Regions from separate parts of the Homo sapiens genome. Here region 2 is linked to region 1. Evidence: chromatin contacts called from ENCODE Hi-C or POLR2A ChIA-PET data. All regions are on one chromosome and are shown on one strand. Each heading gives the region's core, a stretch centred on a gene start or an enhancer-like site at or near the end of the contact. The rest is flanking DNA. Distances are from core to core; before and after follow the strand shown. Region 1 has its middle 8.2 kb from the start of ENDOD1. Region 2 overlaps ENDOD1 (endonuclease domain containing 1).

What was found. A loop is a pair of places that touch in the nucleus more often than their neighbours do. ChIA-PET counts read pairs that join two places held with the same protein, here RNA polymerase II (POLR2A). Pooled maps may share reads with other maps.
Region 2: a loop to region 1 is called in a map of gastrocnemius medialis, with 2.6 times the contacts of the local background. The contact joins two enhancer-like sites. A Hi-C loop is called at or near these places in 18 of 168 maps with a recorded cell type or tissue (B cell, Caco-2, GM13976 and 15 more), 8 of 37 single-sample maps with no recorded cell type and 15 of 50 pooled maps. POLR2A ChIA-PET finds 5 or more read pairs at or near these places in 14 of 52 experiments (B cell, CD4-positive, alpha-beta T cell, GM12878 and 11 more).

Annotation. Positions count from the first base shown.
Region 1 is chr11:95,078,186-95,085,029 of GRCh38, reverse strand. No RefSeq gene overlaps it. Among named protein-coding and RNA genes, the nearest start is that of ENDOD1, 8.2 kb to the left of the region's middle. RefSeq lists a silencer at 3,699-3,899. Within about 2 kb of position 3,374, at least 9 of the 41 ENCODE cell types and tissues checked have a DNase peak (open chromatin) inside an H3K27ac peak, as active enhancers do.
Region 2 is chr11:95,116,699-95,123,542 of GRCh38, reverse strand. All of the region lies in intron 1 of ENDOD1 (endonuclease domain containing 1), which reads right to left. Among named protein-coding and RNA genes, the nearest start is that of ENDOD1, 30 kb to the right of the region's middle. Within about 2 kb of position 3,787, at least 2 of the 41 ENCODE cell types and tissues checked have a DNase peak (open chromatin) inside an H3K27ac peak, as active enhancers do.

The DNA.
Region 1 (6,844 bases), core at 2,125-4,624:
GACAATGGGAATGGTGGAAAATCATACTTAATTATGAGATATGTTGAAACATCATTCACAAACTAGAATAACAATTAATTTCTAGACCCCTAGAGCTACTTCTTTGGCTCTCCTCTCTTGTCTCTCTAGCACATATAAGGAATTGCCAAATGATTAGGAAGCTAATACAGTTTGGATTACCAGGAGAGGTGAGGAAGCTGAGGAGTAGTTCCTATTGGGGTTAGAATGCCTGATTTTTTTTTCTAACAATGACCAAATCAAAGAGAGCCTGCCTGGCTGAACCCATGTGTGGGTGGCAGACAGTGTTTTACTGAGTCAAGAGAGTTGCTGATGCATAAGCAGCAGGAGGTTGAGTCATGTTTACCTGAAATGTGGGCAGAGCTGTCTTCTTTCTAGTAAAGCTAAATGTGGATGATGTTTAAAAATAATAGCAGTTGTTGTTTAATGGGTATAGAAATTGAAATTTGCAAGATGAAAAAGTTCTTGAGATCTTTTTCACAACAATGTGAATATACTTAACATTTAAAAAATGGTTAGGATGATTAGTTTGATGTTTTGGGTCTTTTACCACATTAAATAGAAAAAACTAATATCAGACTTCACATCAATATGGATGTGGATAGAGGAGAAACTTATTCCTTCATTCAGCAAATACCGAGTGGACCCCACAGGCCAGGCTCAGTGCAGATTGCTGGGGCCACAGAGGGTATAAAACATGGTCTCAGCCATCCTGGAACCCACAATCTCAGCTTACCACCAGGTCATCTCTATTTTCAACACAGAACTTTATACATTTATTTCAGAAATACACCTGCCTAAGTAACAATTTCATTGTAATTACTTATGAGTTAAAACAATTGCTATTTATTTTAATTGGTAGAAAAAAATAGGGAAAACATTTAGTCCCATCTCTAAGTCTGTATGTGTCTGTCTTAGTTGACATGTAACAGCATCAGGGAATTATAAAAGACTCCCAAACAAAAAGACAGACAAATGGAAAAACCACAGGTCTTGGCATCAGGAGGTTTTGGTTTAAATTTGAGCTCGGCCACTTACAAGCTATTTGAGCTCTCTGAGCCTCAAATTCCTCATCTGTAAAATGGGAATAGTAATACCTATTTTGTATTATTGACATGAGAATTAAATGAGATAACCAATATGAAGCATCTAACCTATAGCAAAACTCAATAAATGCTAGTCCTTTCTTTCATCTCTATAAGTAGATGGGCAGAGTTTCACTTAGAGAAAACAGAATTATGAAAATCTGGAACTTACAAGACAAGTATTTTAGGGCTCTGGTTTATAATTTCAGAAAGAGTAAATTCAGTTTATAAACTGGTTAGCTTCAGGATGCAACCTGACAATTCAATTCCAAATCAAGATAGGACCTCTGAAGCACAGAACCTTTCCAGTACAACTCCCTAAGACCAAAATACCCTTGATCCATTGACTTTGATTAAGTCTCAGGCAGTTTTCCAATGCAATAGCAGTGGGATCATTGTGGGCAGAGGAACACTCCTTAAGAAAATGCCTATGTGTAGGAGGCGACAAAGAGAGATAGACACATTCTCTTTCGTGGTTTGCAATGTTAACTTCCATAAGGTTCAGGCAACTAAGTAAAATTAGAAAAAAAAAGCACATTGGTAGATATTAAGAAACACCTTCCCTTGTAGAGGTGAGATGACAGTATTCTGAAGATGAAGCAGGAGGGGAGCAGAAAATCCTAGTGGTTCATGCTTAGTTAGACCCAGGAGGTTCTTGGTTTGTAACCATGGAGGTTTACGATTTGTCTAAAAAGGCTTTATTAAGAAAAATGAAAAGGAGCAGAAGGAACCGTCTATGTCCATTGACATATCTATTGAATTCTTAGGCTTGCTACCTGGTTCCCCTGGGTCCAAATTTTGGCCACCAGCAGTGACTAGATGACTTGTCATTTTCACCATAGACCTGAATATTATTGCTTGTGACCCCTTGAAGATGCCTCTTCCTGGTGCTTCCTTCCACCTCCCACCAACAGCTCCGCCTACGTTTCCAATGGCATCTAGATGGTGGACTCAGTTTCTGGGCCTTTTGCAGGCCCGTCCCCCTCACCTTGCCCAGTGCAGAGTGAGCCCTTGTCCCTTGCAGCAAGTTTTGTTATTAAAGTCACTGGGCATTTGAGGCCTTTGTCTTTGGATTATTAATCTGCTCTGCATGTACCCAGGACCCAACAATGAGGGCATCTGTTGCAAATCTAATATTAGCAACAAACTCACGTCACATCATCTTGTATAAAGAGAATATTGAGGGAGAAACATTTGATCACTAGCAGAGACATGGAAGCATTGAACAAGGAGCTCTGTCAAATGCTTGGCTCTCTATTATTCAGGGGAGGGAGGAGAGGAGGGGAGGGAGAAGACTGAAGAGTGTAAGCCTTTCTTTCTTCCCATGTGTTCAGCTCTCCCAGGGCAATATGACATACTCTGCACAACTCCTACAATATTTGACCCCAGGTCAGACATAGAGGTCCACTGCGACCCCAGGACACACAGAGGACTTGGATGGTGCCATTAGAAACAGCCACTTATGGGCCTGGGCATAGGAGGGCATTCCTTTGGCAGAGGATCTGCCTGACTAACAAGCCCAGAACAAGTCACCTGAATTAAAAACTTTGGACACATGACTCAGAAGACCCCAGGTGTTTTACCTTTTCTACCAGTGCCAGAAGTAGAGTGAGATTATTTAAGTTAGTCTCCATGGCTTGGGGCAACTTCCCAACCCAAATGGGTCATTTAGAAAGCAGGGAATGTTTCAGAGGTCAGTGGGCCAGCAGGTCAATTTGGCCAGTAGCGCTTGTAAGTTTTTTGAATTAGCTGCCAACATTGAAAAACCTAAAGATTTTAAAATAAAATTCCAAGTTCAAAGCTTCTCTTGAATATTCAAAAAATGGCAGCCACATGGCCCTCATCCCCACATAACAACAGTCACCCCCACTGTCCAAGTCCTTGGCCTTATGATGAGGCAGGAGCCATTGTCCTGACAGCAACACTCACTTAGATAACTTGCAAGAGCCTGCTGGGATTTTGGATTTCCCACCAGGCATCAAGAGTCTCACATGAGAGGTTGAGAGGAGATCTCTGGTCGAGTTTTCTCCAACCAAGCAACATCTGGGTGCTGTGAGCAGTGGGCAAAAACAGAAAAGCAAGAGAAGGACCTCATTTCAAGGAAGAACAAGCTTCTACCACAGAAAAGCCAAGCCCAGCTGGCACAGTGACTTGAGTGAGAGAGACACAGCCAGCCAGTACAGCTTGGATGCTGTGAAGTGCAACACAGAGAAACAGAAACGTTGGCCGACAAGCCTGTCCCAGCCTTGTCATGTGTCCTTTTAGCTGGAATGAAGACGGGGGAAGGGTGGGTGTGGGGAGAGAAGAATGTGCCCTCTTCATGTCCCTTTGTACTTCCACTTCCTTTGGGGCCTGAAAAGAAGCAAAACAAACCAGAACTCTCACTGGCAGTTGCTGAACAAACTAGACTCCCATCTGCGCCTGCAGCCAAACTCCCCATGGACCAAATGCTAGATGGGTGGTTCTCAACCCTCAGTGCATGTTAGTGTCACTCAGGGAGCTTTTAAACCCTTGTACTCCTGCCTATTAAAACAGAATTTCCGGCGGGGGGGCAAGGGGATGGGGGCCCAGGCATCAGTATGTTTCAAATATGATTCTAATGGGAAGCCGAGGCTGAGAACCAATGTGCCAGAGCAGTGCTTCTCAACCATAAACTTGTCCTTGATTTACCTGGGAGGATTAGTTAAAAATGCAGATCTGAGTCATAGGTCAGGGCCGAAGTCTGAGCTTCTGCACTTCTAACAAGCTTGCAAATGATGCCCATGCTGCAGGATCCCAGCCCATACTTTGGTGACAAGGAGCTGGAGCACTTGTGCTTTGTCATTCTCTCTTCTAGTACTTCCATAGAGAAGATAGCGGGCCTATCACCTCTAAGCCTGAAAGTAACAATAGCAATAGCAATAAAAGTAATGATATTACTATTAAAATAATAAAATCATATCAATAACAGCAAGACTTTGATGTGTGTTTCTTCCTGCCAAACACTGTGCTCAAGTTACACTTTTTAAAAATATTCAACAAGAAGATGTAAAATAATTGCTCATTCTTACCTTGAGTTCTTTACTACTCAAAGTGTCTTACTTATATTAGCTTTTTAGACTTCACAACAACCCTTATTGTCCTGGGTGCTGCTGTTATCATTCCATTTTGGGGAAGAAGGAGCTGAAATACATAGAGATGAAGTTGCTTGCCAAGGCCACCAAGTTTACAAGCACAGAGCTGGGTTTAGACACAGGATGTATGCTAGTAATGACCCTGCTACTCTGTCTCTCCAGGCACTTGGGCCTTGGAGTTGTGAGTTACTTGCCCACAGTCATGCTAATCAATAGTGGAGCTAGGGTTCAAAACTCCATTGGCTTTACTTTACAGACTGAGCTATTGGGAGAGGAAATGAATGAGGTATAGAAAGTGCTAGACACAGTTCTTGGCACATCATGGATACTCATAATTTATTTCTTTATTCCTTTTTCCCACTCCCCTAGAGCATTCCTTGGGGGCTGTCTTAGTCAACTCAGGCCTCAGTAACAAATTTCCTTAGACTAGGGGGCTTAAATAACAAACACTCCTTTCTCACAGTGCCAAAGCTGGGAAGTCTGAGATGTAGGTGTCGGCTCTTGATGAAGGCCCTCTTCTTGGTTTAGAGACAGCCACCTTTCTGGTATGTCCTCACATGACAGAGAGTGAAATCTCTCTTGTATCTCTCCTTTTAAGGGCATTAATCTCACTCATAAAGGCTTCACCCTCATGACCTAAAAACCTTCCAAAGACCCCACCTGCAAATACCATCACTTGGGGATTAGGGTTTCAACATATGAATTTTGGTGGGACACGTTCAGTATATGGCAGGGGGCTGGATAGTGGGAAGAGAGAATGGAACATATCAAATGGCATTTAAATGACCCTGCTCCCTAAAGGAGCCAAGTAATGTCAGTGGCATGGACAGAGGAAGGGAGAGGGTTGACAGTAAGTCACACCCACTTCCTAGAGTGAGGCAGCCAATGGGGTGATCAAAGCCAGCCCCCATATCTCTGCAGGCTCATCCTATGCCTGGCAGAACTGGCAGGAAAGGAATATAGGTACCCTAAGGCAGCCGTTGCTACCAAGAAAGGTGATCTGTGTCCATTTGTCAAGCATGATTGGGAGAAAGTGATCAAAAGGGCTGCAGTGAAACCAGGAATGGACTGAAGCAGCTCTGAGAGTCCATGTAGCTTTGGCACTGAACTTGAGGCTGACTCTCCCAACAGAAGACACATTTCCCCAGGGGTTCTAAGACGAGCAGCATGGAGGAGAGCCTGGATATTGCTATGGTTTCTTAGAAGAAGCTGTAGCATGGTGAGAGTGCCTAACTCCTTGTCTGTGTCTCCATCCAAGCTGACTATAATCTCCGTCTTATGTTCTATCCTTAGCATCTAGTACAGTGCCTAGCATGGAGAGAGTGCTTGATTAACAATATTTGTTGAAAGAATTAATGAACGAATGGATGGATGAATGAATGAAAATCTTTTATTGAAATATGAGAAAGGATTTATTCTCTGGCTCTTCAAGTTATTTCAACCCCTGCTTAGTACTAGTTACATTATTTTTAAAAATAATGTGAAAGTAATAATGCTATAAGAGAGAACTATTTATTTTAGCTGTTTCTTATTATGCTAGCCCTTTTTTTCACTTTTATTGAGGTTTTAGGTCATTTATCATTTAATCAACAACATTCATTGACTTCTCACTGCACAGAAAAAAAAAGAAAGACAACAACCAATTGTATTAATCTGATCTAATCAACAATGTGAAACTATAGATAAAGTACTTACAATTTTAGATGGCCAAGTGTAAGTACAGTTAAGGTAATATCATCATGAGAGGCAAGGTTAGGCCACTTGGTTCCTAAGGAGTTTCTCAGGTGGGAAAAACTTATTGAGTAGACACTTGATATTCACAAGGAATGGATCCTGAGATCTTTGCAAATTCCTAATCCTAGCACTTTTCTAAATATTATCCTTATCTGGAGCCAGGGTTTTCCAGTGCATAGCCTTAATACTCCAAATCTATTGCCTGTTTGACTCTCATACCTGATCTCCCACCTAGTAGCTGTTTTTCCAGGAAATTCCTACGCAGGCTCTGATTTGAGATTGCTCATAAGCAGCTGAAATGACTGTTGTTAACTTAGTGAATGCCAGGGATCTGCTGTGACTGCTAGAGTCCAATCCAATTAGACAGTAGTATGAAGTGCCTGGTAGGAGTCAGATACATGTCATGTTAGCTGACACAGCAGGGAACCAAAAAGTATAATTCCTTCTCTCATAAGATTTGCATCTGGTAGGAAAGAGAGCCATTCACAGGGTTGGTTGTGAATTATGAGTGCTTTCAAGGGCTCTGTGGTCCCCAAGTTCCTCCACCCCCTGCTTACCTGAAACATCAACCACTCCAACTGCTCAGGGGTTTCTGGAGGAGTATGCATTAAGTGAGTTAAGACATTTATGCTTGCTTCATCCCCACATTCAGATCCCTGCCTTGGCTCCTACTCCCTCACTCTTACATGCCAGCCCCTTTGCTAATCTGTGAGCACATGTTGCTATCTCAGGGCATTTGCACTTGCCCCTCTGCCCACAATGAAGCCCCATTCCCGCGGTCACAGGTTCAAGGACCACATCCCCCGGAGGTTTCTGTAGCTATCCTATCAGATAAAGCAGCCTCTGTTACTCTCTAACCCCTCACTCTGCTTTATTTTTCCTCATAGCCCTTAC
Region 2 (6,844 bases), core at 2,538-5,037, 38 kb before region 1:
GTATGTTTCAACACTTTTACTGATGGTAACAAGAACTATATAGGCTGAAGCCTCTTACTAACAATGGGCTACAGGGACTCTCAGCCCTTTCCTAAATCACATTGGCCACGTTGTAAACAATCTGATTCTGTTTTCTTACTAATTCCTTTGTATTAACTATTACCCACAACTCTTTTGTCTGTTCATGCAGGTATTTCTATCTCCCTGAAATTCATTTCTGTCAATTTTATCTTTTGCAACTTGGAGTTGTCAAAAAAAAAAAACCGGACATTACATTATGAAGTCACTTTAACACATCATTTATAAAAATATATTAAATCCTAGGACCTTTTATTTTTACTTTTTTTTTTTTTTGAGACGGAGTCTTGCTCTGTTGCTCAGGCTGCAGTGCAGTGGCCTGATATTGGCTCACTGCAACCTCCGCCTACCGGGTTCAAGCGATTCTCCTGCCTCAGCCTCTGGAGTAGCTGGGAATACAGGCACGTGCCACCACACCTGGCTAATTTTTGTATTTTTAGTAGAGATGGGGTTTCACCATGTTGGCCAGGCTGGTCTCGAACTCCTGACCTCAAGTGATCTGCCCGCCTCGGCCTCCCAAAGTGCTGGGATTACAGGCGTGAGCCATGGCGCCCGGCCCCTAGGACCTTTTAATACCATACTAACTGATTTCCACTGAGGAAAATGCCCATTTGCTCACTATGCTATCTCCCTGTTTAAGACCAGTTTTTTAACCTATGACAAAACTTTCTTTTGATCCCAAGATGACTCATGTTTTAATAGCTTTTGTTGAAGAATCATCTGAAAAATCTAAATAAAATCAGTATACCAGCCCCCATCATTACCATGCTCACCTAACTCTACAAAACAACTAAGTATGTCTTGGTAGGCTCTCATTTTCTGAAGGGATGCTAAAGTGTCTGTGTGTGTGTGTGTGTGTGTGTGTGTGTGTGTGTAACTTAAATGCCCACTTCATCTATAGGAAACTGTATTAAAAATAGTAATAGGCCAGGCATGGTGGCTCACGCACATATAAACCCAGCACTTTGGGAGGCTGAGTGGTTGGAACTTGATCACCTGAGGTCAAGAGTTCAAGACCAGCCTGCCAACATGGTGAAACCCTGTTTCTACTAAAAATACAAAAAAAAAAAAAAGAAAAGCCAGGCATGGTGGCATGTGCCTGTAGTCCCAGGTACTTGGGAGGCTGAGGCATGAGAATGGCTTGAACTCAGGGAGGTGGAGGTTGCAGTAGCCAAGATCATGCCATTGTACTCCAGCCTGGGTGACAGAGCAAGACTCTGTCTCAAAAACTGAAAAAAATATATAGAAAAATAACAATAGTAATACTATTTGATTAAAATAGTCTTAGTATATTCTTTGATACATTGTCACTTAAAGAGTAGATGTATTTTTCCATGCTCTCTACAGACATGGTTTAATGATCTGGTTATTGCAATTATAGTAAATTACTGACAACATTGCTCCCTAAAGACAAAAATAAACCTATGATGTAAAAGGTTATTTCAGATGGCAATTTCTGGATTATACCTGCTCATTTGCACACACCACTGATCTTCCTCTTTAGTATCCCAGTGGAATCTCTAAATATAGGGGAACACACAAAGCTCTGTCTTATCTACCTCCCAGCTGACCTAATCCCCCTGGACTGTCAATGTAATTTGATACAGTTCCTGTATTCAATGGAAAAATTTCTTTCTAATCTCAACATGTTAAGTAGGTTTTAGAAAAATGAGCTGTCTTCGCTCTACTAGCCTCCTGCCCCATAAATAATCTTACAATAAATTCATTTTGAAATTTAGTACCAAGAAAAAAATTTATCTCAAAGGGCTGATCTGTTTCCTTATATCAGACAGTAAAACCTATTTAAATCCATAGGTAGTTTTTTTGTTTGTTTCAGAATTAAATGAGGGGAAACTAAATTTTTATGATAATATGCATGTAAGGAAAACAATGAAAAATTGAAAAGAGTATTGGAGGGGAAACATTCACCCATTCCACAATATTGTTAAGCCTATATTATGGATGACTAGCACTGCAAGAGGAGGCATTGAAACTGAAAATAATAACAACAATCATCATTTCTTAAGCACTGTATGCCAAACACTCTTCTATGAGCTCCACATGTATTATTAATAAATCAGGAAGGGGCTGAGCTAACTATACTCTCATTTAAACTTGCAACAACTATGTATTATTACTACCACATACAAGACAGGTGAGGAAACTGAGGCACATTGAGATTCAGTCACTGAAGAAGAAAATGAAGAGGGAGCACAGCAAGATGGCAGAATAGAAGGCTCCACTGATCATTTCCCCATAAGGACACCAATTTAATAACTATCTACACAAAAAACTACCTTCATAAGAACCAAAAATCAGGTAAGCACTCACAGTACCTGGTCTTAACTTCATATCACTAAAAGAGGTACTAAAAACATAGGAAAACCAATCTTGAATGAGCAACACCACCCCTCCACCATCCCACAGCAGCACTGGCATTCTATGCAGAGGGTAATTCTATGTACTGGGGAGAGGGGAGTACAGCAACTGCGAGGCATTGAACTCAGTGCTGCCCTTGCTACATAGCAGGAAGCAAAACTGGACCAAACTCAGCTAATGCCTGCCCACGGAGGGAGAGCATTAAACCAGCCCTAGCCAGAGAAAAGCTGCCAATCCCAGTGGTTGGAACTTGATTTTCCACAAGCCTCGCCACTGTAGGCTAAAGTGCTATGGACCTTAAATAAACATGAAAGGCAGTCTAGGCCACAGGGACTGCAACTCCTAGGTGAGTCCTAGTGCTGAACTGGGTCCAGAACCAGTGATCTAGAGGGCATGTGACCTACCGAGACACCAGCCAAGGTGGCTAAGGGAGTGCTGGCATCACCCCTCCCCTAACCCCAGGTTGCACAGCTTACAGCTCCAAAAGAAACCTCTTCCTTCTGCTTGAGAAGAAGAGAGAGAAGAGTGGAAAGAACTTTGTCTTGCATTTTGGATACCAGCTCAGCCACAGCAGGATAAGGCACTGGTCAGAGTTGTGAGGCCCCGTTTCTAGGCCCTAGCCCCTGGATGACATTTCTAGTCACACTGGGCCAGAAGAAAACGTGTTGTCTTGAAGGGAAGGACCTAGTCCTGGGAGGATTCATCATCTGCTAACTGAAGACCTTTTGGGCCCTTAATAATCAGCAGCAATACCTAGGTAAGCATGTCATGGGCCTTAGATGCGACTCTGAGACTTCCTGGCTTCAGGTGAGATTCAGCACAATACCAGCTGTGGTGGCTACAGGGACAGACTTCTTCTGCCCAAGAAAAGTGGAGGAAAAAGTAAAGAGGACTCTATCATGCACCTCAGGTACCAGCTCAGCCACAGAGAGCATCAAGTGGGCTCTTGGGGCCCCCGATTCTAGGACTTGGCTCTTGGATGGCATTTCTGGACCTGCCCTGGGTCAGAGGGGAGCCCACTGCCCTCAAAGGTAAGTCCCAGGCCAAGCAACATTTGCCACAAGCTGACTAAAGAGACTTTGAGGGAACACTGACGGGGTGTTCTGGCAGTACTCCCTGAAAGACTGTGGTGGCAGTGTCAGAGCCCACAGGGTGAGGCTCCTCTGCCTTTGGAAAGGGGAGGGAAGAGTGAGAAGGACTGCATTTTTGTGGCTTGAATGCCAGCTCAGCTGCAATGGACTAGAACACCAGGTAGACTTCTAAGGCTTTTGACTCTAGTCCCTGGCTCCCAGATGGCATCTCTGGACATGCCCAGGGCCTGGGGGAACTCACTGCCCTGAATGAAATAACACAAGCCTGGCTGGATTTGCCACCTGCTGATTGTGGAGCCCAATGTCCTTGAGCAAACATAGGCAGTAGCCAGGGAGTGGTTACAGCAGGCTGTGGATGAACCAAGTACTGTGCTGGCTTCAGGTCTGACCCACCACAGTCCTAGCGGTGGTGGCCACAGGGGTGCTTGTGTCACTCCATCCTCAGCTCCAGGTGACTCAGACCAGAGAGAGAGACTCTGTCTGTTTGAGAGAAAGTAAGAGAAGAGAACAAAAGACTCTGCCTGGTAACCCAGAGAATTCTTTCTGATCTCATCCCAAGACTATCAAAGTGGTACCACTATGAGTCTGCAAGAACCACAGTGTTACTGGGCTTGGGATGCCCCCTAAAGCAGATACAGCATAGATCACAACACCCAAGTCCTTTCATATCTCTGGAAAGCCTTCCAAGAAGGATGGGTAGAAGCAAGCCCAGACTGAGAAGACTACAATAAATACCTCACTCTTCAATGCCCAGACACAGACAAACATCTACAAGTATCAAGACCATCCAGGAAAACATGACCTCATCAAATAAACTAAATAAAGCACCAGGGACCAATCCTGGAGAAACAGAGATATGTGACTTTTCAGACAAAATTCAAAATAGATGTGCTGAGGAAACTCAAAGAAATTCATGATAACACAGGGAAGGAATTCAGAATTTTATCAGATAAATTTAAAAAAGAGATTGAAATCATTAAAAAGAATCAAGCAGGAATTCTGGAGCTGAAAAATGCAATTGACATACTGAAGAATGCATCAGAGTCTTTTTAATAGCAGAACTGATCAAACAGAAGAAAGAATTAGTGAGCTTAAAGACAGACTATTTGAAAATACATAGTAACAAGAGACAAAAGAAAAAGAATAAAAAACAATGAAGCACACCTACAAGATCTAGAAAATAGCCTCAAAGGGGCAAATCTAAGAATTACTGGCCTTAAAGAGGATGTAGAGAAAGAGATAGAAGTAGAAAGTTTACTCAAAGGGATAATAACAGAGAACTTCCCAAACCTAGAGAAAGACATCAATATCCAGGTACAAGAAGGTTATAGAACACCAAGCAGATTTAACCCAAAGAAGACTAAGAGATTTAATCCAAACTTCCAAAGGTCAATGATAAAGAAAGAATCCTAAAAGCAGCAACAGAAAAGAAACATATAAAATACAATGGAGCTCCAATATGCCTGTCAGCAGACTTTTCATCAGCGGAAACCTTACAGGCCAGGGGAGAGTGGCATTCCATATTTAGAGTGCTGAACGAAAAAAACTATTACCCTAAGAGTAGTACATTGGTGAAAATACCTTCATACATGAATAAGAAATAACCACTTTCCCAGACAAACAAAAGCTGAGAGATTTTAGCAACACCAGGCCAGTCCTGAAAGAAATGCTAAAGGGAGTACTTCAATCAGAAAGAAAAGGATGTTAATGAGCAATAAGTAATCATCTGAAGGTGCAAAACTCACTGGTAATAGTAACTGCACAGAATATTATTATATTGTAACTGTGGTGTGTAAACTACTCTTAATCTTAAGTAGAAAAACTAAATGATGAACCCGTCAAAAACCGTAACTACAACAACTTTCCAGGACACAGACAGTACAATAAGATATAAATAGAAACAATAAAAAGTGAAAAAGTGGGGGAATCAAGTTAAGGTGTAGAGTTTTTATTAGTTGTCTTTTTGCTTGTTTATCTGTTTGCTTATGCAAACAGCATTAAATTGTTATCAGCTTAAAATAATGATAGTATTTGCAAGCCTCATGGTAACCTCAAATCAAAAAATATACAGCAGATACACCAAAAATAAAAAGCAAGAAACTAAATCATATCCCCAGAGAAAATCACTTTCACTAAAAGGAAGACAGGAAGAAAGGAAAGAAGAAAGAGATGACCACAAGACAACCAGAAAACAACAAAATGGCAGGGGTAAGTCCTTACTTATCAATAACACTGAATGTAAATGGACTAAACTCTCCAATCAAAAGACACAAATGGGCAGAATGGAGGTAAAAACAAAACCCATTGATCAGCTGCCTACTAGAAACATGCTTCACCCATAAAGACACACATAGACTGAAAATAAAGGATAGAAAAAGATATTCTATGTAAATGGAAATCAAAAAAGAGCAGGAGTCACTATGCTTATATCAGACAACACAGATTTCAGGACAAATACTATAAGAGACAAAGAAGGTTATTATATAATGATAAAGGGGTCAATTCAGCAAGAGGATATAAAAATTTTAAATATATAGGTAACCAACATGGGAGCACCCAGATATATAATGCAAAGTTTTTGTTTTTGAGACAGAGTCTTACTCTGTTGCCCAGGCTGGAGTGCAGTGGCTCAATCTCAGCTCGTGGCAACCTCTGCCTCCCAGGTTCAAGCAATTCTCCTGCCTCACCCTCCCAGGTAGCTGGGATTACAGGCACATGCCACCACACCTGGCTAATTTTTGTATTTTTGGTAGAGACAAGGTTTGCCATGTTGGCCAGGCTGGTCTGGAACTCCTGACCTGAGGTGATCTGCCTGACTCAGCCTCCCAAAGTGCTGGGATTACAGGCATGAGCCACCGTGCCCAACCTATAATGCAAATATTATTAGAGCTAAAGAGAGAGATACACCTCAATACAACAATAGCTAAAGATTTCTACACACCACTTTCAGCATTGGACAGATCTTCCAGACAGAAAATCAAAGACAAAGAAACATCATACTTAATCTGCACTATAATCAAATGGATCTAATAGATATTTAATCCCATTCTTGTCCTCAGCACATGAATCATTCTTAAGGATACACCATGTGATAGGTCGCAAAACATATCTGAAAACATTCAAAAAAACTGAAATAATGCCAAGCATCTTTTCTGAACACAAAGAAACAGAAATCAATAACAAGAGGAATTTTGGAAACTATACAAATACATGGAAATTAAACAGTATGCTCCTGAATGACCAGTGGGTCAATGACAAAATTAAGAAGGAAGTTGAAAGATTTCTTGAAACAAATA